Linked DNA regions of Homo sapiens: region 2 is linked to region 1. Evidence: chromatin loops called from intact Hi-C (ENCODE). Cell type or tissue: CD4-positive, alpha-beta T cell. All regions are shown on one strand. Each heading gives the region's core, and the rest is flanking DNA. Links, peaks and the distances in the headings are about the cores only.

Region 1 (15,465 bases), core at 2,865-10,864:
TAAGCATGACTTTTAAATATATATTACTTTCCATAAATACATCAGAAAGTTCTTCAGAGTGGAGAAATATGGTCATATAACAAAACTATGACCTATACGTACAGAGTTTCAATTTGGGATGATGAAAAAGTTCTGGAGATGGACAGTGGTGAAGCTTGCTTGGCAATGTAAATGTAGTTAATGCCACTGAATTTCACACTTAAAATGGCAAAGTTTATGGTGTGCATATTTTACAATAAAACATAAAATAAAATATTGAAAAAAATAAAAGATAAAAGCATCTGAATCACTGCATGAAGGACAGCTGCCCTGCAGAGTCAACCTGCTGCTCAGAGGAAACTGCATGAGCAAGTGATGGTTGTTTTGCTACCATGACATAAACAATCCACTTCTGAATAACATTTATGATGGTTATTTGAAATGAAATGGTAGTTTTGTGACAAATTATAAATGGGATCTGATCAGAGAGCTCATATATTCCAGTAATGTATTTGATTACATTTAAGTGTGGCTTCAGCATTTGGTGGGAGAAATGAATAAACTCCAATTTTCTATAAATAAGAGTGTTTTACCTCTTCATTTCCCTCTTACAAGAAATGTTTTCATGACCTAAGAAAATAAATCTTTCATAATAATTTGTAATGGGGAGAAAAACTATGACCTACAGTACTGGGATGTTGGAAAAAAATAAATAAGATTCTGAGTTGGTCAAACAGATTCAAATCCCATCTTTACCCACAACTATATAGCCTTCAGCAAATTATGTAACCACTATGGACCGTTTTTTATTTCACCTAAAAGGTACAGAAATACAATGTGTAATTTTTAATTCTAGGATTTGGTGAATGTTAAATGAAATAATTTTTAAAATGTTCAACACATGTAGGCACTTGATAAAGTATGCTTGTTCACTAATCCAGAAGCTTTGCATTTTTTACTTAATATTATACATAATCATTTTATTTAGACCAGAGTTATTTTAGAGGTCATCTAGTTCATGGTTTCTGAAACTCGGCACTATTGTCACTTTGGGCTGGATAACTGATTGTGGTGAGGAGCCTGTCCTACGCATTATAGGATATTTGGCAGCATCTTTGGCCTCTGCCAATCAGATGCCGGTAGCATTCCATAGTTGTGACAACCAAAAATATCTCCAGACAACGTCAAATATCCCGTGAGGCAAAACTGCCTCCAGTTTAGAACCAATCCAATGTCCTCATTTCATAAAGGAGGAAGCTAAGGCCCAGAGAGGTAATAGGAATTAAAGAATTGAGGGAGGTAAACTGTAAAACATGATTCTAGACTCAGGTGGATTTGGTCTATCAAAAAATTCTAGTAGTCTGGGAAGAGACAATAGTAATAGAGGGATGTTCTTAAGTCAGTAAGATGCAATTAGGAGTACTAATAGCTCACATTCTATGGACTTGGGCATTACTAAAATTCCTTATGTTGATATAAAATACTCAATTCAGTTTGTACCAGAATATCTGCCTTCAATGATATAAAAAGCAAAGAGATTGACTTGACAGAAACTTACTTTTTAGCTACTTTTGTTGGATTGTGCCTACTCCAAATAGCAGCACTATTATGTGAAAGTAAAGTAACATTAACTTCTGCATTCAAAAGTGCAGCTGAGTGTGAAATCCAAATTATCATATTTGAAATTTTCTAATTAATGCTACTACATAACAACAGGCAATTTAAGATGAAATGCATTTTTATGACAAAAATAAAACATTTATGGCTTGAGTGAGAATAATGAATTTGGTCCACCCATGCTTATGGAATTGTAAACCATGCAGGATCTCTGAGGAAAGGAACCAGAAAATTACCATATTTCTTCAGTTCCGGGCAAGAGAATTCTCTGTTCATTCCAATTAAATGTTCTTTGTTAACCCCCAAGTTTAAGCTATTCAAATTAGGTGACTCTATTTTAGATATAACTGGCTATATTTAATAAAGTGAATCTCACTTGCATTTGTTAAATGACAATTAGGTTGAGTTGCACAAAACCCCAAATTTCCTCCTCAGGATAACCCGTCAGATGTTTATGGGAAAAACTTGCTATTAGATGTTTTAATGCTTTGCTGAAGTGGGAAGTTCACAGGCCAACTGATCTTGATGCAAAAACATCTAGCATTATAAAGGATTCGTTGTATACCCTATTTTAATAAAGTAACAAAAATGGAGCAAACTTCAGGACTGGCTGCAATATCATAAACATAAATCTCATTCTCAGTCACAGATTTCAAGTCAGGCATTACAAAATCTGAGAAATAATCATTTTAATTGTGCAAAGAGCACATGTGCTATATTTTCCATGATTACACTTTTAAACTCCCTCAAGCATTCTTGATTAAATAGAATTAAAAAAAACTGACTTGACCTTTGCAATCTTTTAACACCATCACAATCTTAGAAAAGAATGAGCAGAGCACAGCACTAAGTTATAGGAGACTGGGGAACTGAGTTAACCTACACAAAATGTTTTAACTCTTTTTCCCCTAAAGGTCACACTCTGTTTAAGGAATTTTCATGAATAATAGCTGTGGTAGAAATGCAGATCTGTACCTCTCAGCATGATGACCACTCACAGCTATAATGCTATCTAGTGTCCTTAGTTTTTCAGTTTATAAGACTACCACCTGACTTATGAGTTTGCCAAGTTTTAGCTACTTTACACAGTTATCACAATCAAAGAAATAATGAAGGGTTTCCCATGGCATGTTAACAATTACATATTACAACAGAATTAACAAAATAATTGGGAGTACTAGTTATATGTTTAACATTTACATTGTCTTTATTTAAACCAAGTCCTTTACCTTCATAATCATAAGCACTTTGTAGCTAGCCAGCTCAGGGTTCATGCTTGTGAAGTCAGAAACTGAATTAAGGTACTGTGTAAATCCATTAACACACCTGATCCCATGACAGCTACTTTGCATCAGAAAGCCACCAAATACATGGCATTCATTCCAACAGGTTAGTAAATGTGAATGAATCTGCAAGGCTGGTTTCAGATGAGAAAGAATCAAAGTTTTTATCCTAACTGATATGTAATAAATATAGTAGGGGGTATGCTTAAGTTAGTCTTTACAACAAGCTTAGTTAGTATTTTCACACACTGAAATCTAATAGAGAGGATCACAAACGAACAAATAATAATTTACCTCTCTCCAGATATCTCCACCTGCCAAATGCAGATAATTAAAAACTAATTCTGTAACAGTTTACTATTCTTCCGTCACACCATTAGATTTACAGTATAATTTGCTTCACTGTGCCTGTAGTATATAAAATACTATGAGCTACAGAGTACAGATTTATAATAAACAATGGAATGGTCCTGTGGCTCAGGATTCTGACTAGTAACATTTAAAACTGCATTCCTTCCCTTATTTAAATATTTTATAATTTTACTATCAAGCACTATTATTGAGTTGTTTAGTATAGCTGTGTTTAATTTGTCCGTATATCCTTAACACTAAGCATAGTGCCTGGCACACACACATAGAAGTGTTCAATAAATGATTCCTGAATACATGAAAGGTTACCCACTAGATTTTCTTTTTCTTTCTTTTTTTGTTTGAGATGGGGCATCGCTCTGTTGCCCAGACTGGAGTGCAGTGGCACTATCTCCGGTCACTGCAACCTCCCACTCCCAGGTTCAAGTGATTCTTCTGCCTCAGCCTCCTGAGCAGCTGTGACTATAGGCATGTGCCACCACGCCCGGCTAATTTTTTGTATTTTTAGTACAGACAGGGTTTCACCGTGTTAGCCAGGATGGTCTCCATCTCCTGACCTCGCGATCTGCCCGCCTCCGCCTTCCAAAGTGTTGGGATTACAGGCGTGAGCCTCCGCGCCCAGCCTACCCACTAGATTTTCTTATGGTGGTCTTACTATCATTTGACTTGAAACTTTACTGAATAATATGGAGACAAATGATAGTCTTGTTAGGGCATTGCTACACAAACGGATTAATAGCTAAATAAAAAGCCAGAAGGTCTTCCAATCTAAAACAGGATAAATTTGATATATTTTTTCTTAAAAGGAAGAGGTAAATAAGCAATTTTTTTTTTACTATGAATATATCAGAACATTATTCCTGGGTGAAAATTCATTTTTGAGCCATTAAACATTTTTGAAAAATGAAATATGAAGTGTCCTACAAAATCTCATAATTCCCTTTACTGTGAATTCTGAGTGTATATGTGTCTTTTCAGATGGCATTTCTTTTCTTTCTTTGTTCTATTTCTAGGTTTACTGCTCAATGTCCCATTTGTAATCTTTGAAAGCTTCTAATATTCCGTTTGCTAGTTTCTAATCTCCATTGACATTTGTTCATTATCCACCCCAAGACAGATGAAATCCTCAAGAATAACAGCTACAGTTCAAAATGGATCAGCAAATGCTTTTCCAAACCACTTTTAATGATCCTATAAGGAGTGGATTTGCAATAACTGAATCTTGACAATTCTTTGACATCTTTTAGGGCAATCTCTTTAACTAGGACTTAAACAAGCAAAAGATATTGGCACACCACCAAGTAACATTTTCCTTTCTTCTCCTTTATCTGCCATCATAATTGACAACCATTTATGGCATATATATATATATTCTATATATAGAGAGAGATTATATATATATATATATATATATATATATATATACACACAGAGAGAGAGAGAGAGAGAGAGAGAGAGAGACACACAAATATTTTGAGGCCTAATAGTGTTTCGAACAGTGCAATATATAAAATGTTTGCCATTTGTTAAGTGAAAAGGTGAGAGAATTTTAGTTTGGACTGAATAGTGAATGAAGGATATATAGCTAAAATGAAATGGTAAGAGAGAATTTTTAGGTTAACAATTATATTTGGTTTTTCATATGCTAGTAAATTGTCTCAACACTAACTCAACATAGATCTCATTATTCATTGAATGTCAGGTGATAACTATCAGAAAAGGTTTCTTACGATTTATGAGTTATTGTTCTAGTGCACAGCCATGGAAATGTGATGGAAAGACTATCAATCAGAACAGCAAAATCATGGTTGATACTTTCAGATCTGAAATCAACCCTCGGAGTGTGGGGAGTTTTACTCCCTTATTTCAAAAATGTCAAAACCCAAATCGAGAGGGCATGGGGCCTGTTCAGGGTCACAAAGTCCAGTGAATTAATTAGCAGGTGAACCTATGTTAACTGCATCACACTCCTATGCCAGGGTGCTCCTCATTTTACTGCCTACAGCAATAACATAAGTAAGGTATTGCTCCTACTTTATGAAATTAGCTCTCTGAAAGCCTTTAATATTTGCATATATTAAAAGATACTGCAAACAAACCAGTTGCATCTCCAGGCAAAAAGCCATATTTTTTTTTCCACGAGATACTGGTCTTAAACCTTACTGTGAACAGACGATGAGAGCCAAATTGAATTGTGATCTTGATGCCTATAAAACTGCTCTTGCCTACTAGCTGGTTATGGACATAAAGGTTGATATAAATTTTTAAAATCCAGATTTCATGTTTCCATCCATTAAGGCTGATTGAAGACACTAAATGGAGTCTTTCAAAGGTTGACTTTAGTAAGAGAGTTGATAAATAAAACATTACAGTGTACTTCTAACTTCCATATTTAATAAGTGGCATTTATGTAATGTGCCTATACAAATATTGTAAGGGATTTTTTTTCTACTTTGCCATTCCTCCAAAGTGAAAGGTGTGAAAGGTTATGGAATAGCACACAGGGATATATCATTTAAGAATGTGAAGAAGAGATTATTTTTATGCGATAATTTTAATGGAGTATCTTCCTAAGAAAAAGGAACTTACTTTCCTCTATTTTGGTGTCCACAATCTTTCACTTTGGAGGCAAGTTAGCAACATAAGGTAACACAGCAAATTCTGGAAATTAATTACGAAATTTACATGGCAAAATGCTTTACTGGGATGCTCTGCAGTGGAATGGTCTCCACCAGCTAAGAACATTTCCCAAACTGCTTTAAAACACATTTCAATGGCAAATTTTACAGTTTGCTATTAGTAGGCTGTTTACAAGTATACAGAACTTTGTGTGAATACCGCTTATATTGATACAGTCAAGAAATATCTTTTTATGTTAGGAGTAATATGTGTTGGTAGGTACAACAGAACTTATTAAAGCCAAACCACCTTAAAGATGGACCTGTAAATCTTGCTTTACTAGGTCACATCCTCAAATAGCCAAAGAAAACTCTCCAAAGTGATTCCTGAAATCTGTACTTCTGCCACACTCTCTTCCTCTCTTTCCCTAGTAGAGTCCCCTCCACCAGACCTTACCTTCCTAAAATCCGACAGATCCTACTTTAAAGCTCAAGTATACACTTGTAACCTGCCCAAATTTCTAACGCCATCTCTCTGTAAATATTCTACTTCTAGTTTCTACACTGCAGGACGTTGAACACCAAAGGGGGTTTACTCCCCCTTATTTCTTCGGTATTTCCTCTTTTATCTCCGCCCCTTTCTCCATCGGTCCCCGTTCCCTTATCCTTGACCCTCTTGGCCCACAGCACTTCTATCTTGCCTCCTCTCTCTTCCAAATCACACCTCAGCTTCCTACAGCACACTAAGGTGTCCTGGCTGGGAGAGAAATTATGTGGTATTTTTTTTTCCCTTCAAACTCCTGCCTCATGAGTACCTGCAATTCTTTTGCCTGGGGGCCCCCATCCTTTACAGGTGGGAGAGGTAGGGAAGGCCCTCTCTGCTTCAGTCCATCTTGCACACTCGGGGCTAATACGGCGGGGCGGGGCGGGGCGAGCTTGGCCTTTACTGCGCCACGGCAGGTGGGGGTGGGGCAGTGGCGAACCGCGCCCAGCCCAATCTCGGACGGGCTGAAGAGAGGCAGCGAAGGAGATGGGGCCGCCCCCGCACCCCGGGACGGGAACTCACCTTCTCTGAGGCAAGGGCGGGTGTCTACTTTAAAACTACTGCCCCCCCTCCCCGCCGCCGCCATAGTGGAGCCGCCAAAGCCGCCGCCGCCGCCGTCGCCACAGCCACCGGCAGGCGGGCAGGCAGGGGCGGAGGTGGCGGAGGAGGCAGGAACAATTACTGCCGCCGCCGCCGCCGCCGCCGCCGCTGCCGCGCAGGCGGTGTAGGAGGAGGAGGAGGCGGCAGAGACGGTAGCTTCCTGAGGGGAAGACTCCGCCGCCAGCGGGGTGACTGTGCTCGGCGCCGCCGCCATCGCAGCGAGGCGCGCGGACAATTGCACTTGCGTCTCGATTCCGTTAAGCTCCTTTAGCCCCGCCTTCCGTTAGCCCCACCCCCTTTGTTCCTCTTTTTAACGCTTCAGCTCGAGCCTCGTTCTCGCTCCTCAGTCCACCAATCGGAGAGCTTTAAGCCCGCCGGCCGTTTCCCCCTCCCCCACTGCCTTGCGTCACCCCACCTCCCTTTGGAGGGGAAGCAACGACGGCCAAGGGCAAAGGGCAAAAAGCGCGGGATGTGAAAGCACGTGGGCCTCGCACAGTGAGGCTTCTTTGGAGATCTAATCTAAAACCAATTTAAGAGGAAAAAATGTCTGGAAACTATTGATCTCACCTCCAAAATATCTCTGAAATATATCTTCACCTGGCTTTTTTTTTCTCTTTCTTTTTTTTTTTTTTTTTTTTTTTTTTTGAGGGAGAGTCTCGCCCTGTAGCCCAGGCTGGAGTGCAGTGGTGCGATCTCACTCACTGCTACCTCTGCCTCCCGGGTCCTGGTTCAAGCAATTTTGCCTCAGTGTCCCGAGTAGCTGGGATTACAGGCATGTGCCACCATGCCCAGCTAATTTTTGTATTTTTAGTAGAGATGGGGTTTCACTATGTTAGCCAGGCTAGTCTTGAATTCCTGACCTCATGATCCACCTGTCTCGGCCTCCCAAAGTGCTGGGATTACAGGCGTGAGCCACCACGCCCGGCCCCTGGCTTTCTTAAAGCACTTAGTACAGAGAATAGAACAGAAGCTTTCATTCTGACACATTGTTTCCGTGGCCTCTTAAAGGACTGCCTATCTATCGATCTGCCCATCTTAATTACAATAACTTCCTGTGAATTCAGCACCCAATAGAAGTACTAGAATATTACTGATCACTTAAATCTCATCTTGTCCCCCCAACCTCTCCTCTCAAAGAGACCAATATCCTGATTTATATTTATTATTTCTTTGCATTTTAACATATATTCTTATCACATAGATATGTGCCTAAATAGTGTTGTTTAGTTTTGATTGTTTTCAATTTTCACAAATATTTATATCTTTTTCTAGGTAGCATTCTGGGACTTGTTTCTGCTTTTTTTTCCCTCAAGCAATACTCTTACCTCAGCCTCTGGAGTAGCTGGGATTACAGGAAGGAGCCACCATGCTTGGCCTGGGACTTGTTTCTTTCACGTAACATTCTAAGATTCATCTATGTTGTTGCTTGTAGCTGTAGTTATGCACTGTCGATGCTGTAGGATATCTCACCCTTTTCCTTATTGATGGGCACACCTCCTGGTGCCTTTGTGCAAGTCTCCCTTAAGTATTCTCTCCTTTCCAGTCTTAGATCCGTTGCTGTATTTCAAGTCCTCATGATATATGGTCAGACGTATGGCATCCACCCCACTGGTCTTCTTTCCTCTGATCTCAATCCCTCCAATCTATTACCAAGTTGTTGCCAGTCGTCACTGGCTGTCCAGTGCTTATTGGACAAAGTCAAAAGACACAGTTTTGCCCTGTTAGTCTCCCCATTCACCTCTTTGACCTCATCTCTTTCCACTGTCCCCATCTCTCCCCTCTGCTTTTACTTTGATTTAGCAATCCCTAAATCTTCTTAGATTCCTGTGAAGACCGCCAGGCGCGGTGGTTCACGCCTGTAATCCCAGCACTTTGGGAGGCCGAGGCGGGTGGATCACGAGGTCAGGAGATCGAGACCATCCTGGCTAACACAATGAAACCCTGTCTCTACTAAAAATACAAAAAAATTAGCTGGGCATGGTGGGGGGCGCCTGTAGTCCCAGCTACTCAGGAGGCTGAGGCAGGAGAATGGCTTGAACCTGGGAGGCAGAGCTTGCAGTAAGTCGAGATTGTGCCACTGCACTCCAGCCTGGGCGACAAAGCGAGACTCCATCTCAAAAAAAAAAAAAGATTCCTGTGAAGACCATGTTATTTCATGATGTAATGTTACTATATATGTTCTTCTCTCTTCCTGAAACACCTTTTCCCCCACATTAGGCACTTGCCTAATGAAATCCTATACACCCTTAGAAACCCAGACAACACATCACCTCACCAAGTAACCTGTTCTGTCTCTCCTTAGAGTTAATTTCACCTTCTTCTGTGCTACATCTATATCTGGTGTGTATTTTTATTGTAATGAATTATATACTTTGTACTTCTCAAGAACCTGGGACCATTTGAGACAAAAGACAGCGTCTTATTTTCCATGACTCATGCTCCAGCCCAGTAAAGTCCTAGGACAGAAGTTGAAAGGCAGGGATCCCTAGGCCCAGGTCTCTAAGTCCCTAGATCTGGCTTATGATATGTTTTCTTCTACGTACACAATTGTTTATTCATGACCTCATCAACATTTGAAAGGGGTATTTCATGCAAAATAAAAGTCTCTTAACAACATGAAGATTTGGCAGTACTGGCTGTGCATTCCTGAATGGCTACAGTTGGCTAGAGCTGAATAACCAGTTAGAGAGACTTGGAGTTCTGGGCTTTTAAACACTTATCTTTATGTTGTTTTTTGTGGTTCAATAATTTACCCAAGATTACCTGAGTCAATGGGTAGCTTCTCTAGACTTCTACCTTGTCCTTATGTAAGTTAGATCAAATTTTACTCGTTAAGGAAATTACTGGATAGGCCAGACACAAGAAATAATCTGCTCAAGTAGCTAGTAGGACAAGGCAAGCATACAAATGGGGTGTGATTTTATTCCTTCTGATATGGAGGGATCTCTCAAAAACATTGTTTTTTGAAATATGAATCACAATCCACTTAGGTAAGAAATATTCATTCAGAATCTCTGGAGGAGTGGGCATCACTCAAGATTCAGTCAGCAAAAAAGAAACTACACTAGGTATTTCAAACAGAAAATATTTAATGTAGAATATCAGGTACTTAAAAGAATCAGAAAGGTTAAAGAAGTAAAATCCAGGAGACTTACGCAGATAAGGTCATCTGGCAGTTGGAAGCTTTTTCATCCTCGTCTATGTTCTCTCCTTTGTTGCAGAAGCTGGAATCCTGTGAATTACATTTCCTAAACTTCTTGCCAGCAGGATTCTGAATATGGTTTAGGTATCACCAATGCTATGTATTTGTATGATATTTTTTAAATAGAAAGGAAATAAAAACTGTTCTTTATGTGGAATCTGGCAGATATAAAACAAATTTTTTTTCAGACCCTAGCATTCTTCTGTAAGTCTTGTACTCAAAGGCTTTGGAGGATCTGTGAGATTAGCAGTGGTTTTCTGCAGTTCCCTGACCTCTGTCTGACAGTAACAACTATATCAGTCAACAAATATATATTAAATTATGGAATTACTTTGTCCTTCTTAGGATCCACGGAAAATTCTGTCTCTGCCACTTTAACAGTAAAAAGAAGTGGTAGGATAATGCACAAAATAAAATAAAATTATTAGTTAATTTTCTCCCCATCCTTCAGCTGCATTTGGTGACATGCCATAACATGAAAATGCCACCAAACCTCAGTCATGCACTGTGACAATAAGCACACACTTCCCTTTCCCTCCTCTTATACTTATCATTGCTCTCAATGACAGTAATGTTATTAAGTGAATGCCAATGTAATTTATCTCACAGGAAAGAGGAGGTGGAATATAGCACAGAGTAGCAATTAAGGAAAGCCTGCTATGGGCCAGATGTTTCCTAGAATTTCCCAGTCTTCTCACAAAAGTGATGTTATATTGGGCTCATTAATTCCATTTAAAAACGCAAAACTCAGTCTCATGAGTGTAAATAACTTCTCCATGGTTCTTTACTTATTGATTAAAATGGTCTGTTTATATCATTGACCCACAGGGAGGAGACTGTATTAATTGAAATGAATTTCAACTACCAATCCCCCAAATCATAGAAAGGAAACAAGGGTGGGATTAGGGGAGGGAAGTTGCGTGTAAGGTAGGGGTAGAGGTGCTAAAAAGAAATGAGAGAATATTTTTGCATATGTGAGAAATCAGCAAAAAACAAAAAGCATACCAGTGGTCATTTCACTATATTTGCAGTGAAATATAAAATACCTCATTTGGAATAATATGGGGAAATTGAAAAGCCATTATCAACAAACACAATACATTTAAAGGCATCAGAAAATGGGAGAAATAATCCAAACAGAATTTAATAGCATATAAGTAATATGACTGACATAGGCATGAATCTGACTAGGTATAATAGTAATGTTTAATTTTATTAACAAATGATTCAAAAGTGAGAAGCAATGGCAAACATCCAAAGTTGTTTAACAATACTAAAATTAAAGACAAATAAAAAGATACATTGAGATATACAAATAATCACCTCCCAAAGGCACTACCACTTAACACTATTACATTGACAATTAAGTTTCAACATATGAATTTTGGGGAACATTCAGACAATAGCAGTATGTATAATGTGACTCAATTTTGAACAAAAATGTATTTGCACATATGAACATATAGCCTTGGAATTATATATAAACACACATAAAATATATCTGGAAAGTATATATGAAAATACTATGAGTAGATAGCCTGTGGTAAGTCAGGCTTAAGATGAAACTATATGCTAATTAATGCATATATTTCCCCATTGTTTCAGGATTAATAGTGATAGATAAAATTACAATAGTACAGGATGTACCTGGTAGGGAATGGAAGTTATAGAAATTTATCTTTATTGATATGAAATGTTGTCAAATGTATATACATACATATATTTAAATGAAAAAGAAGTTATACAGAACTTTTATAAAAATAGATCTGTGTATGCCTAATGTATTTGTCTCATAGTGTACACTTTCATATATTCTCATTCTTGTTCTCTGCTCCCTACCCTCATCACAGACACACGCACATGTTGTCAGCCTAGAGAGGGTCTGAAGGAAATATCCTAGCATGTGATTTCGTATCCAGATCTATGCCAGAATCACTCTTAATGTTTCCTTTCTATGTAAACATCTAGAAAGTTCCAGAACATTCTCACTGTTTGACTTTAACCATAGGGAAGTGTCTTCCTTTAACCTAAGCTTCTTTATAATTGGTTAAAGGAAGAATGTAGTTAGACATTGGTCACTTAATCATTCTGTGGAGTATGGAGTCGGTGAACGATTTCATCACTCCATTTTCCTTTGTTTCATGTGCCTTTCTGATCTCTGATTTTTATATTTTATGTTATTCATCCTCTTTATATCGCCATGCAGGTCTTGCTTTAAAAGGCATCAACTTTCCTTCCAGGTGGTGTCTAGAGTTGTTCTTTTGGATAAAAACTGTTCCCCGCATTCAAGTGACAATGAAGATAAATAAAAGTAATTTGACATGTAATAGTGTATATTAGATTTTTAAAATTTAAGACTGATCCTAAACCTAGCTAATAATCATCTTCTGGATGTAAAGAACATCAGAATAAATGTCATTGTAGCCAATTTTTTTGTTATTGATAAAGGGTGTATTTCAGGTAGGCATTCTGAAAGAATTTAAGACAATTATAGAATGTGAAATTTTGTGCTAAGGGAAGAGGCTGAGAATTTAGCTTGATGATATATGGTGTGTGTGTGTGTGTGTGCATGTGTGTGTGTGTGTGTGTGTACTTAAACCAAATCTAGGTGTTTGAACTCTTCTTCAACAGAGCCACTCACCACAAGTCTTTTCTTCAGGAAAGAATGATTTTAAAATAACTCTATTCCAGGAGTGTTTGGGTGAGGGTCTGAACATTTTTACCGGGCCTCGTATTCCAAAACTACTCAAAAGCACCACAGTATACTTAACTAATTATAACAGTTGGCATTTACTGAGTCCTGAGTATGATAAGAGAGAGAGTGGCCTACTTTAGGTGCTGCAAAGACTGATGGCTCTGATTATGGGATACACATCTGCTGACTCTCACTTTAGTGCTCAATCCAATAGACCTACTCCCCTGAGTATTGTGTCTTTTCAGCCTCCAGGGATAGCACAGAAATGAGGTTCCAAGAAGGGAAAACCTTGCAACTTTATAGCAAGTTTATATAGTAATGATTCTGATAGTCCTTCCCCAAAGGGACCTATGACCATTTACTTAGCTAACTGTACACTGAGGGAAATTATTTATACATTTTTTAGGCCTTTGGACATAGGGTTCTAGCTGACCCTATGCCAACTAGATGCCTGAAGACCTGAAGCATCATCATGGCCCTCTATTGGAGGCCCTCACTGTGTTTCTACTGAGTCTGCTCAGGTCCGGTTCACTGTCATTCTAATGAACCCACAGACTAATCTGCTTGTCGTTTCCCTGATCCACAAATATATAATTAGAATGGATATACATGACAGATGATAGAATCTCCACATTTGTTCCTTAGCCTGTGAGGAGAAAGCTATCATTCTGGGGAAATTCAGTAGTAGCAGCTTCAGAGCTGCTACTATTCCAGCCAGAACAATAAATAAAACAACCATAAAAAATCCTGTGTGGGCCAGGTGTGGTGGCTCATGCCTGTAATCCCAACACTTTGGGAGGCTAAGGTGGGCAGATCACCTAAGGTCAGGAGTTCAAGACCAGCCTGGCCAACATGGGGAAACCCCGTCTCTACTAAAAATACCAAAAAACAAACAAACAAAAAAAAACCGAGTGTGGTGGCACACACCTCTAGCCCCAGCTACTCAGGAGGATGAGGCAGGAGAATCGCTTGAACTAGGGAGCTGGAGGTTGCAGTGTGTGGAGTTTGCACCACTGCACTCCAGCCTGAGTGACAGAGTGAGACTCCATGTCAAAAATAAATACATAAATAAATAAGTAAATAAAAATCCTGTGGGGAGTGGCAGAAATTTGTGCCACTCTTAATGAATTAAATGATGTAAGGGTAGTGATGTCTATCATTTTCCCATTTAATTCACTAGTCCAGAGAGATTATATAGAGGAGGAGAGTGAACTACCATAAACACAAACAAGTATTAGCCCCGATGCAACTACTGTACTGGATGTGGTATTTTTGTCAGAACAGATGAACATGGTTTTAGGTACATTGTGTGTGGCCGCTAATCTAGCAATGAATTATTTCCCATTACTGTCATGAAGAATGACCAAGTGCAGTTCACGTTCACATGCTTTGAAAAACAGAATCAATTTAGGGCTTTGCCCCAGAGATATGGTAACACTGCCACTGTTATAACGTAGTCTGAAGAGATATGGACTGTGTGGACATTCTGCAGAACATTGCTTTGATCCACTATATCGATAACACCACATCAATTGGATCAAATGAGAAAGAATTGGCAGGTACATTGAAGTCATCAGTAAAACACATGTGCTTCATAGGGTGAGGAATAAAATCATTGCAGATTCATGTCAGTAGAGTTTCTAGGGGTCCAGTGGTTTTGGGCATATTGGCACAATCCTACAGAAACACTACACACATTGTAGTATTTTGTGTTGTCCACCAATAAGTAGAAAACACCACACCTGATATACTGCTTCAGATTGCGGAGGCAATATATTCTAACTTGGGAATACTGCACTGATCCACTTACTGAGTGGCATGCAAGACTACCAACTTTGACTGGGGCTGAAAGCAGGAAAAGACTCTAAAGCAGGTCCAAGTTGGAGTGCAAGTAGCCCTGCTTCTTGGGCCATATGACCCAACAGATCTTATACTATTAGAAGTGCATTTGGAGGAAATAGATTCCATGTGGAATTTATGGCAAGCTTCAACAGGAGACTTACAAATAATCTCTGATGTTCTGAATCAGGGCCATGCTATCTGCAGTGAAGAATTAGCATTCAAAAAAGATTCCCTGTCATGTTATTAGGCCTTAAAATACACAGAGCACCTGATTCTTCAACATCAAGTGAACATATAGCCAGAATTTCCCATCATAAACTGGATACTGTCAGACTCACAAGATCATAAACTTTATTATTGTTATTATTATTATACTTTAAGTTTTAGGGTACATGTGCACAATGTGCAGGTTAGTTACCTATGTATACATGTGCCATGCTGGTGTGCTGCACCCATTAACTCGTCATTTAGCATTAGGTATATCTCCTAATGCTATCCCTCCCCCCTCCCCACACCCCACAACAGTCCCCAGAGTATGATGTTCCCTTTCCTGTGTGCATGTGTTCTCATTGTTCAATTCCCACCTATGAGTGAGAACATGCGGTGTTTGGTTTTTTGTCCTTGCGATAGTTTAATGAGAATGATGATTTCCAATTTCATCCATGTCCCTACAAAGGACATGAACTCATCATTTTTTATGGCTGCATAGTATTCCA
Region 2 (15,465 bases), core at 4,663-12,662, 1.3 Mb after region 1:
GCTAAAACAAACAAACACAAAAAGATAAAAATGATTACCTATAAGGGGACAGAGGAGCAGCCCAAGATGGAAGATGATAATGTGTATTCTCCTAAAAATATAATACATATTTACTGCCTCCATGCACTGAAAAGGACAAGAAACAATGACCAACTCAGTAGTAATGAGCAACTCTAGTACTCAGATTATTAACTCTCGCAACATTTCCCCTTAAAAAAAAATCTGACTCCCTTGCAGAAATGGCTGATTCCAGGACTGGGCAAGGATTGCGCTGAATGAGTGTAGACTAAGCTATAATACCAGAGAGCACATCAAAAAGACTAGGGAAGAGATAACCCACAGATTGGGAGAAAATACTTGCAAACCACACATCTGTAAGGGAGTAATACCCAAAATACATGAGGAACTCAAACAACTTAATAGCAAGAAGCTACTGGGGAGGCTGAAGCAGGAGAATAGCTTGAACCTGGGAGGCAGAGGTCACAGTGAGCTGAGACTGTGCCATTGCATTTCAGCCTGGGAGACAGAGTGAAATCCTGTCTCAAAAATAAAAAAGATAAAGTGTGCAATTCAGTGGTTTTTAATATATTCACAGTGTTGTGCAACCATCACCAATATATATTTCCTGGCTATTTCCACCGCCCCCCCCGCCCCCCCCCCCCCCGCCAAAGAAACCCCGTAACTGTTAGTAATCTCTCCCTACAGCCTCTGGCAAACACTAATCTGCTTTCTCTGTGGATGGGTTTGGACTTTTCCTACCAATCAAATAATACAATATGTGGCCTTTTGTGGCAACATTTTTCACTGACCCTAATGTTTTCAAGGTTCATCCTTGTTGTAGCATGTAGAATTACTCCATTCTTTCTTTGTGGCTGAATAATATTCCATTCATGGTTATATCACATTTGGTTTACCCATTCACCAGTTGATGATATTTCTTATATTGAACGACCCTTTTATCCTTGGGATAAATACCACTTGGTCATGGTATATAATTCTCTTAATATGATGTTGGATTTGGTTTGCTAGTCTTTTGTCAAGAATTTCTGCATCAATATTCATAAGGGATATTGGCCTATAGTTTGCTTTGTGATGGCTTTATCTGTCTTTGGTATCATGGTAATGTTGGCCTCATAGAATGAGTTAAGAAGTGTTCTGTCTTTACTTTTTAAAGAGTTTGAACACTGATTTCAGCTTTTAAAAAAATGTTTGGTATAATTCTCCAGTGAAGACATTTGGTTCAGGGCTTTTTTTTATTGGGAAGCTGTTGGTTCAGGGCTTTTTTTTCTTGGAAAGCTGTTGATTACTGATTTAAAAAAAATTTTTTTTTTTTGAGACAGAGTCTCGCTCTGTTGCACCCAGGCTGGAGTGCAGTGGCACGATCTCAGCTCACTGCAAGCTCCGCTTCCCAGGTTCATGTCATTCTCCTGCCTCAGCCTCCCGAGTAGCTGGGACTACAGGCGCTTGCCACCATGCCAGGCTAATTTTTTATATTTTTAGTACAGAAGGGGTTTCACCGTGTTAGCCAGGATGGTCTCGATCTCCTGACCTCGTAATCCACCCGCTTTGGCCTCCCAAAGTGCTGGGATTACAGGCGTGAGCCACTGCACCTGGCCAAATTTCTTTACTTGTTATAAATCTGTTCTGATTTTCTATTTCTTCTTGAGTTTTTTTTTTTTTTTTGGTAGTTTGTGTGTTTCAAAAAATTTGTCTATTTTATCTAAGTTATCTAATTTGTTGATATACAATTTTCATAGCACTCTCTTATAATCCTTCTGGAAGTATGTGGTAACACCCCCACTTTCTTTTCTGATTTTAGTAATTTGGGAGTTTTCACTTTCTTCTTGCTCAATCTAGCTGAAAGATTGTCAGTTATGTTGTTCTTTCACAGAACATGCTTTTGATTTTATTAATTCTGTTGTTTCACTATTCACTGTTTTATTTATTTTTGTTCTAATCTTTATTATTTCCATCCTTTTCCTAGCTTTGCATTTAGCTTGGCCTTCTCTTCCTAGTTTTGCGAGGTATAAAGTTAGGTTATTGATTTTATATTCTTCTTTTTTAATGTGGGCATTTTCAGCTTTAAATTTCACACTGAGCACTGTTTTTGCTGCACCCTGTATGTTTTGGTATGTTGTGCTTTTGTTTTAATCCATCTCAACATATTATCTAATTCCACCTGTAATTTCTTCTTTGACCCATTGATTAAAGTATGATGCTTAATTTCTATATATTTGTGCATTTTCCAGTTTTCTTTTTGTTATTGAATTCTACTTTCATTCCATCATGGTTGGAGAAGATATTTTGTATGATTTCAATATTTTAAAAATGTATTGAAGGCTGGGTGTGGTGGCTCACACCTGTAATCCCAGCAGTTTGGGAGGCTGAGGCAGGCAGATCACGAGGTCAGGAGGTCAAGACCATCCTGGCTAACACGGTGAAACCCTGTCTCTACTAAAAATACAAAAACAAAATTAGCCACCCGTGGTGGTGGGCACCTGTAGTCCCAGCTACTCGGGAGGCTGAGGCAGGAGAATGGCATGAACCCGGGAGGTGGAGGTTGCAGTGAGCCGAGATCATGCCACTGCACTCCAGCCTGGGCAACAGAGCGGGACATCATCTCAGAAAAAAAAAAATTATTGAGACCTGTCTTTTGGTCTAACATATGATCTATCCTAGAGAATGCTCCATTTAACTTGAGGAGAATGTGTATTTGTTGTTGGATGGAGGGTTCTGTAGATATCTGATAGGTATAGTTGGTTTATGGTGTTGTTTAAATCCTCTATTTCCTTACTGACCTTCTCTCTAGTGGTTCTATTAATTATTGATTATGGGGAATTAAAATCTCCAACTATTATTAGAGAGTAGAACTGTCTATTTCTCCCTTCAATTCAGTCAGTTTTTGCTTCACGTATTTTTGGGATCTGTTGTTAGGAGCATATATTTTATAATTGTTACATATTCTTTTTAGAAACTAATGTTTACTTTCCATCAACTTTATTTTCATTTTGCTTAAGAGCCTGTGAAAGAACAGCTTAAGACCACGTAGTGGTTGTTCTTACCCATTCAGTGGCCTGAACAGCGGGAGTTGCAAAGCAGTCTTCAGAGGCAGGCTGTGGGCCAGTCTTCAGTGGGGAATTTCTGAATAGGCACAGAGGGCACCTGTATGCCTTCAAACTGGTCTGCAACCTCAGGTTGAGTGGCACTGAACTCAGAACGGAAGCAGTCCATTAATTTCTCCTTGATCACAGCTTTTTCAGCAGCAGCTTGTGCTCTTCCTTTTCAATCATTTCAGGATCTCTGTAGAAATAGAGATCAGCATGACCTTCCTTGGGATTTCACAGAAGATGGTGCCATGCATGCACAGAACTTCCTGAGTCAGCCTCCACCATATCAGACCCACCAAGTGAGAGCTCTTGTTGTTGCATTGCATGTCAATGTAAACATAGCACAGAGAAGAATCTGTTACACAGAGCAATTGTGGGCAGATTTATGTAAGATGCCTCCGTCAGAGCCTGGTGGTCAGCCTTGGGATTGATAACCACCAGAAGACATGGTTCCTGGAAGGCTGCTTGGATCTGGTTAGTGAAGTTTCCAGGAGTGAAGTGGCCAGAAATAGGAGTGGCTACACTGGCAGCAGCAAACTTCAGCATAGCCTGCTGGCCAGTATTCCTAGAGGATATGACACTGACATCAGCAGGGTTTTCACTGGCAACAATGGCATGAACTGCCACCAGAAGCTTCTCCCAGGTCCTTCTCAAGGAAAAGTGATGGCATACTGATTAGATGTATGATGCCGATGCCATCACTTTTCCTTTTGTAGGCATACTGCTCTATTTGGAGTCAAGGTTGTTGCCACCATAGGTTCCTACTGAAAGGAATTTGAGGACCTCCTCCTTCATTTACAGGACACCAAGGGCTCCAGACGTTGTGAAAGTTTCCCTTTAAGTTATGACACGAATCCAGAACAACACTGTATAGATCCCTTTCTGGGTAGTGCAGAAAGACAACTGTTTACATATTCTTGATGTTTTGACCCTTTTATAAATACATAATGTCTGTCTTCATCTGTTATAACAATTTTTGAGTCTATTTTGCCTCACAGTAGTATAGCCTTCCCACCTCTTTTTGGTTACTATTTGCAAAGAATATTTTTTCCCATCATTTCACTTTCAACTAATTTATGCCTTGGAATCTAAAGCAAGTTTCTTGTGGACAGCACATAGTTGGATTATGTATTTTTATTCATTCTTCCAATCTCCACCTTCTAATCGAAGAATTTCATCCATTTATATTTAGAGTAATTACTGATAAGAAAGGACTTAGTTCTGCCATTTTGCTATTTGTTTTATATTTTCAAATTTGTTTTATATTTCTTATACTTTTTTGTTCCACTATTATTAATTTCTTTTGTGATTTATTTCTTCTAGTGTATCATTTTGATGATTTTCTCATTTATTTTTCTGTATTTTTTTAGTTTTTCTCCCAGTCATTACCGTGGCTATTACAATGATCATATTAACTTTATAATAATCAAGTTTGAGGTAATACCAACTTAGTTTCTTTTTTTTTTTTTTTTGAGATGGGGTCTTTCTCTGTCACCCAGGCTGGAAGGCAGTGGTGTGATCATGGCTCACTGCACCTCAACCTCTTGCGTTCAAGCAATTCTCCTGCCTTAGCCTCCTGAATAGCTGAGGACTGCAGGCATGTAACAGCACACCTGGCTAATTTTTTTTTTGTAGAGATGAGGTCTCGATATGTTGCCCGGGCTGGCATGGAACTCCTGGACTCAAGCAATCCTCCTGCCACCTCAGCCTCCCAAAGTGCTGGGATTACAGGTATGAGCCATCATGCCTGGCCATATTTATTCAAATTTTTTTAAATTTACACATTTTGATAAATTTATACCTAAGTATTTGATTTTTTGCTGCTAATATGAATAATATTATGTTTTCAGTTTCAAATTTCAATCATTTATTGCTGGTATATAAGAAAGCAATTGACTTTTATATATTAACATTGTATCTTGGAACATTGTTATTATCATGTAATGGCTCCAAGAGTTTGTTGTTGTTGTTGTTGATTCTTTGGAATTAACTATATAGATAATCACACAATCTGTGAAAAATGACAGCTTTATTTCTTCCTTTCCAATTTGTTTATCTGTATTTCCTGTTTTGTCTTATTGCATTGGCTAGGACAGTAAGGCATTGAATAAGAGAAATGAGAGGGGGCATCTTTGCCTTGTTCCTTGATCTTTGCCTTGATATTAGAGGAAAAGCAGCTAGTCTCTCATCATTAAGTGTGATGTTATAGGTTTTTGGGTAGATGTTCTTTATCAAATTGTGGAATTCCCCTAAGGTAATAGTTTTATGAGTTTTTATTATTAGTGGGTGTTAGATTTTTGTCATATGCTTTTTCTGCATCTATTGATAGGATTATATGATTTTTCTTCTTTGGCTTGTTGATGTGATGAATTACATTTATCGATTTTCGAATGTTGAACCAGTCTTGCACATCTTGAATAAATCTCGTCTGGTCAGAGCATGTGATTCTTTTTATGCAATGTTGTATTTGATTTTGGTTTCATTGCTGAAAATTCTCCATCAATTTTCTATTTCCAATTTCATTAATTTCTGCTGTAATTTTTATTGTTTCTTTTCTTTTGCTCACTTTCTTTTAGATCTAATTTGCTCTTATTTTTCTAGGGTGAAGGCATAGATTATTGACTTTAGATCTTTTCTGTATTCTAATATATATGTTCAATGCTATAAATTTCCTTCTAGGCATTGCTTTTACTGCATTCTGCAAATTTCAGTAAGTTGTATTTTCATATTAATTTAATTCAAATATCTTAAAATTTCTTTTGAGACTTCTTTGACTTGTGTGTTACTTAGAAATATGTTGTTTAATTGCCAAGTATATTGGGGTTTTTCAGCTATCTTTCTGTATTAATTTCTAGTTTAATTCCGCTGAAGACCGACAGCATACTCTGTATGTTTTCTATTCTTTTAAACTTGTTATAGTATGTTTTATAACTCAGAATGTGGTCTATATTCATAAATATTCCATATGAGCTTGAGTAGAATGCATATTCTACTGTTGTTGGGTGAAGTATTCTACAATGCCAATTAGATCCAGCTGATTGATGGTGCTGCTGAGTTCAACCATGTCCTTATTGATTTTTTCCCTGCTGGATCTGTCTATTACTGATAGAGGGCTTTTCAAATTTTCAACTATAACAGTGGATTCATCTATTCCTATTTTCAGGTCTATTAGTTTTTGCTTCGTGTATTTTATTTTATTTTTCATATTTATTTATTTATTTATTTTTGAGATGGAGTCTCACTCTGTCACCCAGACTGGAGTGCAGAGGAGTGATCTCGGCTCACTGCAGCCTCTGCCTCCCAGGTTCAAGCGATTCTCCTGCCTCAGCCTCCCCAGGAGCTGGGACTAGAGGCGTGTACCACCATGCCTGGCTAATTTTTGTATTTTTTGGTAAAGACAGGGTTTCACCATATTGATCAGGCTGGTCTAGAATCCTGACCTCAAGTGATTCGCCCACCTCAGCCTCCCAGAGTGCTGGGATTACAGGCATGAGCCACCACACCCGGCCCTGAATTGCACACTTTAAAATGGTGATTTTTCTTTTTTCTTTTCTTTTTTTCTTTCCTTTTTTTTTTTTTTTTTTTTTTTTTTTTGAGATGGAGTCTCGCTCTTTTGCCCAGGCTGGAGTGCAGTGGTGCGATCTCGGCTCACTGCAACCTCTGCTTCCCAGGTTCAAGCGATTTTCCTCCCTCAGCCTACCGAGTAGCAGGCATGCACCCCCATGCTAGGCTAATTTTTTTATAAAATGGTGAATTTTTAATATGGAATTATATCTAAATAAAAGTGCTAAAACCCCAAAATGATATCAGATGTTGAATTGTAGGTAACATCTTATAATTTCTACTGGAATTTTAAGGCATAGTATCTAGAAATGATTTACATTGTAGCATAATTCAAGACTGATAACTCTCTAATCAGTACTTAAGAATTTATACTTTGAACCTTATGAAAAAATAAAGAAAAACAAGAATTTGTACGATATTTTCACTGTTTCAGGTAAGAGTGAGCCTGGAAGGAGTTGGGGAAGAACACACCAGCTTCAGCCTAAATTATTTTTCTCTATTTAATTTGCATATGTTTTTAGCAGGCATTTTAGTAGTCTCCAGTCCAGAAGACATATCATATTCCTCACCTGTGGGGAGCAAGAGTTGGGCAATTCTGAGTCAACATGGCATGCTCAGTTCCCACTGGGTAAATCCGGTAGAGACGGACACGGATATACACACACTCACACACACTCAGCAGAAAGGACTACTGTCCTAAAACTTCTGTTTGACATCAGGGCCCAAACAACATTAAGGCGGTACTCATCTAGTGTGTTAAAAAACAAAACAAAACAAAGCAAAACAAAACAAAAATAACCCTGTTTTTTCTCTGCAGTGGACACCATCTGGGCATCCTCTAACCCAATTCAATTCTGATGTTACCTACCTGGAGATAGCATTAGATCCCACAAGTTGCAGTCTCTGTCCCATAAGACTGTCCCCGCTTCAGACACCAGTGGCAAGTCTCGGCCTCTGGAACTTCTGACCAACCGGCTTCAGGTTAAGATTCCCAAAACCCCTTATTCAGGCTTCATTAATTTGCTAGAGTGGCTCACAAAACTCAGGGACACGTGTGTACTGGCTTATTATGAAGAATATTTTAAAAGATACAGGTAAGCAACCAGATGAAGAGATACATAGGGCAAGGTCTGAAAGTGTCCCGAGCACCGGAGCTCTCGTTCCTGTGGAGTTGGGGTGTACTGCCCTCCCGGCAAGCTGATGAGTTCTTGTTTACCTTCTTGCAGGCCTCCATGAGTTTACCTGTCCAGAGGCTCTCTGTGTCCCATCCCCTTGGGCCTTTTATCAAGATGTCATTAGATAGGCAGGGCTATCATGGACAACCATGTAAAAATGTGATTGAACAAAAAGGGTATAATCTAACACTATTAGACTGAGTAGGGAAACCCAGCAAGGCCTGACTATTCAGATTCTTCTTGGCCTCTCTGTGCAGCATTTCTTCATCCTGGGTATGGGGGAGGACCCCTTCTGAATTGGGGTCTTATTGAGGTAGAGACCCACAGGATTTATTTCCCTGGTCCTGACAGATTAAAGTGAAGAAACGCAAAAACCAGCAGATGGCGACAAAAGCGATCTCTAGCTGCTCTCATTGCTCATTAGTATAAGACGCTCCCACCCAGTGCCACAGTTTACAAAATGCCATGGCAATGGCCCAGAAGTTACTGCTCCTTTCCTAGAAAGTTCTAAATAACCTACCCTTCAATTTGCATTAACCCACTCCCTAATTTGTGTGTAATTGAAAGTGGGAATAAGTGAGTATAAATATAGTTGCCAAGAGCTCATATGTTGCTGATTCTGGGTGCACTGCCTTTGATTTAGCCCTGCTCCACAAAGAGCAGTACTGTTCAAAAACAGGTTGTTGCCCAACACCACTAGCTCACCCTTGATTTATTTTTCGGGGTGAAGCCAAGAAGCCTCCCTGGCTAAGCCCCAAATACGGGAGCTTCCCATTCCTGCATCATTATGACCTACAGTCAGACAAGGTAAATCGGAGAATTTACTTATGGCCACCTCCAAGACAGAAAGGCAGGGGAAAACTAGAGTATATTTTTAGTTTATGTGGTCTGCCTTGGAGAGAAAAAAGGAGTAGGTGAAAGGAGAGCAAGAGAAGGTCAGGGAGAGAAATTCTGTCTTTTGAGGCCTGCTTCTGAAGCCTGAAAGAGCCCCAACATACACGGAAAGACAGTCTTTTTTTTTTTTTTGAGACAGTTTTGCTGTGTCGCCCAGGCTAGAATGCAGTGGTGCGATCTCGCCTCACTGCAAGCTCTGCCTTTCGGGTTCACGTCATTCTCCTGCCTCAGCCTCCCAAGTAGCTGGGACTACAGGCGCCTGCCACTACACCCAGCTAATTTTTTGTACTTTTAGTAGAGATGGGTTTTCACCGTGTTAGCCAGGATGGTCTCGATCTCCTGACCTCATGATCCACCCGCCTCAGCCTCCCAAAGTGCTGGGATTACAGGTGTGAGCCACTGCGCCCGGCCAAGAAAGACAGTCTTTTATGTTTATGGTTCTGAAGCTGTTCCGAAACAAAAGGCCAAATACTTTAATCAAAGATATGCTGATTGTTCTAGCCACTTAGGAAATAACAAAGGCTATGGGAATTATGAGCCAAAAACCACAGATGAATATGTGTATCTCACAGTACCTGTAAGTATAAAATAAAGAAAGAGGTTTTATGCACACCTTTTTTTTTTTTTTTTTTCAGAGAGACCTGCCTCGGCCTCCCAAAGTGCTGGGATTATAGGCGTGAGCCACCACACCTAACCTTTATCCACTTTGTTAGGGACAGAGTGGGTCTCTGGCTCAACAAAAAGCCCAGATAAATCAATGGGGCTTTGGCATATTAGGTCAGCAGAAGGGAAAAGGCCAGTAGAAGGGACAGCAGTATGCAGTAAACATGGAAGTACCTAGGGGAGAAGGAAGGAGACACAAAAGTTGGAGGCACCTGTAAGCCAACTGGACTTGTTTCTGAATACAGTTTAGATAACCTGTAGACACATCTATGCCTGACGGTATTCAGAAATAAAATCAGTAAAACTTTCAACACGACAGCAGAGCATTAAACCAGGAGTAGAACTCTTCTGACATCAGGGCCCTGTGCCACAGCACAAGTCATATACCTATGAAACCTTCCCTGGCTGTGTGTGTTGGCTGATAACAACTTACATCTTTTTTCGGGAGGAGTGAGGGGACAAGGTCTCACTCTGTTGTCCAGGCTGGAGTGCAGTGGTGCTGTCATAGCTCACTGTAGCCTTGACCTCCCGGGCTCAAGCAATTCTCCCTCCTTAGCTTCTCAAGTAGGCGGGACCAAAGTTGCGTGCCACCACACCCAGCTAAATTTGTGTGTGTGTATGCGTGTGTGTGTGTGTGTGTGTGTGTGTGTGTGTATGGAGATGGGGTTCTCCCTATGTTGCCCAGGCTGGTCTCAAACTCCTGGGCTCAAGCAATCCTCCTACCTCAGCCCCCCAAATTGCTGGGATTACAGGCCTGAGCCATACAACTCACATTTTACCTCTTCTCCAGGGAATTGTTCTCTGCCAAATGGGAGCCACCTTGCTCCAGAGACTATGCTCTGCTCCACCTACAGACTTTGATCTGTGACTGACGCTGAGCTACAAAAAGCCAGTGACTTACTGTCAACGTGGGATGACTTGTGTGTGCTTCAGAGTTTTCAGGTGCGATTAACTAAACTTAATCTCTAGTTAAACCCCATTCTTCATCACTGCCCTGCTCCCCAGCCCTGTCCTGCTGCCTTTACTTCCTTTAACCTGAGAGAGCATTACAAGAAACTACATTCATAAGGATCTCTGTTCCAAGTTCTGCTTCTAGGGAGCCCGACCTAAAATAGGAAGGGTCTCTTTATAGAAATATTTCAGCTAAAATCCCAAAAAGAGGAAAACAGAAAGAGTCTTTGCTTTCCCTTGGACAAACTTGAATTGAAATTGAACCCAAATTCCAGGATGCTTTTCTAGAATTAGTTACCATCTTATAGGAACCACAGAGTAAAGAGATAATGTGTTAATGACACCACTGAGATCCAGACTGTAGGAAAATACAGAACAAATGACTATTTCATCAATAATTAAAGAAAAAATTAAAAAATGAAAACCCACAGATTAAAAGAAATTTAGGAAATTTGGCAACCAATCAAAATGCGCATATCTTATTTGTATCTTGATTCAAACAAACTGTTAAAAAAAACTATAATACAATTGGGTATTTGAACACAGATTAGACATAAAATGATATTAAGGAATTGTGAATTATTAAATGTGACAACAGTATTGTGGTTATATGCTAAAAAGAAGAAAACCCTTATCTTGTAGATACATACTTTGAAATATTTATGCCTAAAGTGATATTATGTCTAGAATTTGCTTCAGAAATAATTTTAAGGTTGGGAAGCGGGTAAGATAAAGACGAAATAAGATTGGCCATGAGTTGTTAACTGTGGAATCTGAGTGAGGACTAGTACATGGGGTTTGCATTATACTATTCCATTTTTCCAAATGTTCGAAATTTTCCATTAAAGTTAAGATAAAGTTAAACTATAAAGACTGTTTCTTAAACAAAAAAGGGGCCGGGCGCTCACGCCTGTAATCCCAGCACTTTGGGAGGCCGAGGCGGGCGGATCACGAGGTCAGGAAATCCAGACCATCCTGGCTAACACGGTGAAACCCCGTCTCTACTAAAAATACAAAAAATTAGCCGGGCGTGGTGGCGGGCGCCTGTAGTCCCAGCTACTCGGGAGGCTGAGGCAGGAGAATGGCGTGAGCCCGGGAGGCGGAGCTTGCAGTGAGCCGAGATCGCGCCACTGCACTCCAGCCTGGGCGACAGAGCGAGACTCTGCCCCACCCCCCAAAAAAAGGAACAGAACAGAAAGGTATTAAGAAGAATTAGAAAAAAAATCCACTGTCCTTGACTCATTTCCTGTCCCCCCCCAAACGTTCTGGTGTGGAGAAAAGGATGAGCATTGGTAACAAGTACCACAGTTTGCCATTGGGGTGGGCGGGACTGATGCTCTCTTTATTTAAATTTTTGACATCTTGCTCATCATAAATTTTCTTGCAATAATTGTTTTTTAAAATGTTGCATTAAAATGTTATTTTTCTTGACTGCTGAGGAATTTTGCACCCCTTTAAATTCTGCGCCCGCGTCCTGGTTGGGAGATGTGGGGAAAATCCTGGGAGCCCAGGACAGGGAGAGGCAAGTCCCCACAGAAGTGGGAATGGCCAACAGCTCCCTGAGAAGACAGCTTCCCTCTTGGGGAGGCAGAGGAAGTCCCAAGAATACACAAAGACAGGAGAGTGGAAGGGCCGGCCAGTCTGGAGATACTAAAAGAGACTCCGGATGAGGATAGGGGCTGACCCGAAAGCCCCGCCTGACTCCGGGCTGCAGGAGGGGGCGTGGGACGGGGGCGGAGCCGTTGGCGATGACAACAGCCCCACGTGACCGGCCAACACTGAGTGTTGTCTCGCTCTGGCGTCAGAGCCGTCGTGGCTCGTTCCATTCTCGGCGGTGGTACCTGCTCCCGGTGGCCCTGAGGACGTGTGGGCCAGGGGCGGCCCCGAAATTAGGAAGCGGAGGGGGAGCAGGTAAGGAACCCGGCGGGGGGTCCCTGGGGTTGGTGTGAGGGAGTGGCTCCGGCCTGCGGATGCCCACCCCGGGGGAGCCGTGCGGAGAAGCAATCGGTCCGCGATGCAGCCCCCGGGCCCCGCGGCGGGCCCGCGAGCCTTCCTTGAGCGGAGAGGTGCCCGGCCCGGAGGGAGCCGGCGGTCCTGGGGCTACGACCCTTCGGAAACACCTGCCTACGCCATCAGCGCAAGCTTTTCCGACACCCCTGCCCCGCACTTCTTGGTGCAGAAAATGGTGGTCAGCTTGCGGGGCGGGGCGGCTGAGGCGGGGGGCGAGGGTGGCGAGGAGGGCCAGGGCCAGGGCCAGGGCCAGGGCCTCGGGGCGGGGCGGGGGAGGGGCCGGATGGCGGTAGTTCCTAGCTAGCGTTCTGCTGCAGCAGCCCCCACTTCCCCCACCCCGGCAGTCTGCAGGTCTGCGGGGCTAAGTGTCGCGGCGGCGCACCTCGCGTCAAGAATCCGGAGGAGGAGACTGCAAGGATAGGCCCAGGTCGGTGCGAGGGTCGGTGGTGAGGCGGGGGCCGGAACGTGAGGAAAGCCCAGTCTGAGACCCTAATCCATGCCTTCACCCTCGCCCCCCTCTACCCCATGCAACCCTCCCCTTCCCACACGCCATCCTCGTCCTCCATTTTGCTGCCTGCGGAAGCCTGGAGATGGATCTACAGGGAAAATGGTGGGCTTTGCGGAAGGGAGGGGCTCGGATTGAGGGCACCCCACAGGGCATACTGGCTTCTCAGGTGGAAAAAAATGAAATGTTAGAGTATAAAGTCAAGTCCAGGGCTCTGAATTTTAAAAGGTGCCTAGTAGGGCCTCTGTCCTCAGTGCTTATCAGTCCACCAAGAATTCAGCCCATTTTCTCTCTCTTGTCTCCTAGGAGTAATGGAGTCCAAAGAGGAACTAGCGGCAAACAATCTCAACGGGGAAAATGCCCAACAAGAAAACGAAGGAGGGGAGCAGGCCCCCACGCAGAATGAAGAAGAATCCCGCCATTTGGGAGGGGGTGAAGGCCAGAAGCCTGGAGGAAATATCAGGCGGGGGCGAGTTAGGCGACTTGTCCCTAATTTTCGATGGGCCATACCTAATAGGCATATTGAGCACAATGAAGCGAGAGATGATGTAGAAAGGTTTGTAGGGCAGATGATGGAAATCAAGAGAAAGACTAGGGAACAGCAGATGAGGCACTATATGCGCTTCCAAACTCCTGAACCTGACAACCATTATGACTTTTGCCTCATACCTTGAATCCTAAAAGTTTTCGCTGAGGTTAATGTGAACACTGCTTTACAAGCTTGTATTTTTGTGATTTACTTTTTCTGTAAGCCTTTTGGGGTTTACACTTACCAGTTTCTAATGGAAATTAGAATTCTAATTGAATATTGTTTTGTCTCAGCCTAAAAGTTACGGTCAGCATGGCAATTCACCTATTTTAGGAAAAATACTCTTTTCATAATATGAAATGCATAAAGCAGTTCAAAAAGCAGTCTGTATTCCATCATCTTCCTTTTTCATTCCAGTCCTTATTTTTGTAAGTATTACTTTTCCTCCTCCGGCTACCTGGACTCAAAATCTCAGTTGTCTTTGACAGTTTTTTTCTTGTCCCTGACCAAAAAAGAATGATCATACCCAGAATTCAATGTTTGATATTTTAAGAATGTATGTTCTAGTGTTTTTCAGAGTGAGTCTACCATCTGTATAAAAACACCTTGGGGGCAGGCAGGGGCATTTAAAAATGTAGGACCTATCGTCCAGACTCACAGAGTGGGGCTCCAGAATCTCCATTTTTAACAAACTCTCTTAAGTAATTCTGATGTGTACCAAAATCAGTGCCATTGGTGTGTGTGTACGTAACTATATACATATGTGTGTGTGTGTATATATATAATGTGTCATAACCGTAAACAATAAACAATATCAAGATAAATCTGACTTTGATGGGCAAGTAATTAAAAAAGAAAAGTATGAGACCTTAAAATAAGACTGATGATTATAGGAGTGGTAGGGACAGTGGCAAAGTTATTCACTGTGCAAAGCAAAACATGCCTGAAGGTCACAGCCTGAGGAACTCAGAATTCATCACCCCTGTCAGCAGTTTCACATCCAGGATCTCATTTTATTCTTAGAACAACCTATAAAATCTGTATTGTTATCCCACTTTTACAGATGAGGTCACTGGGGCTTAGAGATGTTAAGTACCAAGGCTAACTCCTGCTGAATATCTTGGGGGTGGGGGAATCCAGCCTGGGCCATTTTCTATTGGACCTTATCATCTGGAGATGCAGAATATTTGACTTTTGTAACTTGATGACAAGCTGAGGATGGTAAAAGAGACTCAGCAAGAATGGGGCTGTTTTTCTATACACTGTTTTTCTACATCTCAAGTACACTTTAATTTTTAGAATATTGAGGGATAAAAAAAGTAAGATCCTCTAGTGTTGTTCAAAGTTAGGATTGCCACTCTATGGCTCTTGAAATCAGTTTTGTGGGTTACAACAAGCAATTTTTTAAAAAGAGAACAAAAGTCATCCTATCACCCGTGAGTAGTGTTAAGAATTGTTTTGGAGAAAATAATGTGTTCTATGTAGTAAATATTGCCACCTTTATGATGTATTTCTAACTAGATCACAGTGAAAAAAGAATGAAAATCACTTATTTGGTGCAAACTTGGTTTCACAAGTGAAGAATTGTTAAGAAAGCGATTTTTCCTAAGGTCATACAGCCAATTAGTGAAAGCTGTGACCACAGCCTTGGTGCTTCAGGGTGCTTGTCTTCTCACCACATTGCCTCCACAAAGAATTATTTGGAAATTTTTGCATTATGTACTGATTGCCAATCAGTGTAAATGGAAAAGCATATACAACTTATGCAAAAATCACTTTATATGAACTTCACACTATTTAGTCATCAGAATTCCTGCATGTTCAACTGAGAACCACATTTAAGGGAAACTCTGCCTCAGATAATTTTGGAGCTGGAGTGATCTTTCACCTGTCTAGAGGAAGAGGATGATATAGAGTCTGATTTGAAAATGCACAGTGGTGAACTCAGGCACTTCAAAAAGGCTAGTTGACTGAGTAGAGTCCATGAATGATCTTTTGGTTCCTCTGAAAATGAGTACTATGCCTTCTGGCAAAGACCAATTGTGGATTTCCCAAAGTAGCCTCAAT

The links. A loop is a pair of places that touch in the nucleus more often than their neighbours do. Peaks named below come from ENCODE experiments on the same cell type or tissue, not always from the same donor. Only the 100,000 strongest peaks of a DNase experiment are listed, where the experiment ranks them.
Region 2: a loop joins it to region 1, with 5 times the contacts of the local background. A loop is called at or near these places in 3 of 110 quality-filtered maps.

The regions. Positions count from the first base shown.
Region 1 is chrX:101,924,785-101,940,249 of GRCh38, forward strand. It overlaps ZMAT1 (zinc finger matrin-type 1), which reads right to left and starts at 7,243. Exons shown (of 6, transcript NM_001394560.1): 1 at 6,933-7,243. The coding sequence starts at 7,224. RefSeq lists an enhancer at 7,022-7,522. In CD4-positive, alpha-beta T cell, for the core only: no CTCF peak of the experiment used is centred there; a DNase peak (open chromatin) is centred at 7,317; H3K4me3 peaks cover 1,827 bases; H3K27ac peaks cover 1,456 bases.
Region 2 is chrX:103,202,974-103,218,438 of GRCh38, forward strand. BEX4 (brain expressed X-linked 4) reads left to right here and starts at 12,135. Exons shown (of 3, transcript NM_001080425.4): 1 at 12,135-12,265; 2 at 12,709-12,791; 3 at 13,176-14,273. The coding sequence starts at 13,181. The coding sequence ends at 13,543. It also overlaps the pseudogene RPSAP59. RefSeq lists a cis regulatory region at 8,106-8,389. In CD4-positive, alpha-beta T cell, for the core only: CTCF peaks have their summits at 8,211 (motif pointing right) and 8,415; DNase peaks (open chromatin) are centred at 8,248, 11,638, 12,118 and 12,648; H3K4me3 peaks cover 958 bases; H3K27ac peaks cover 849 bases.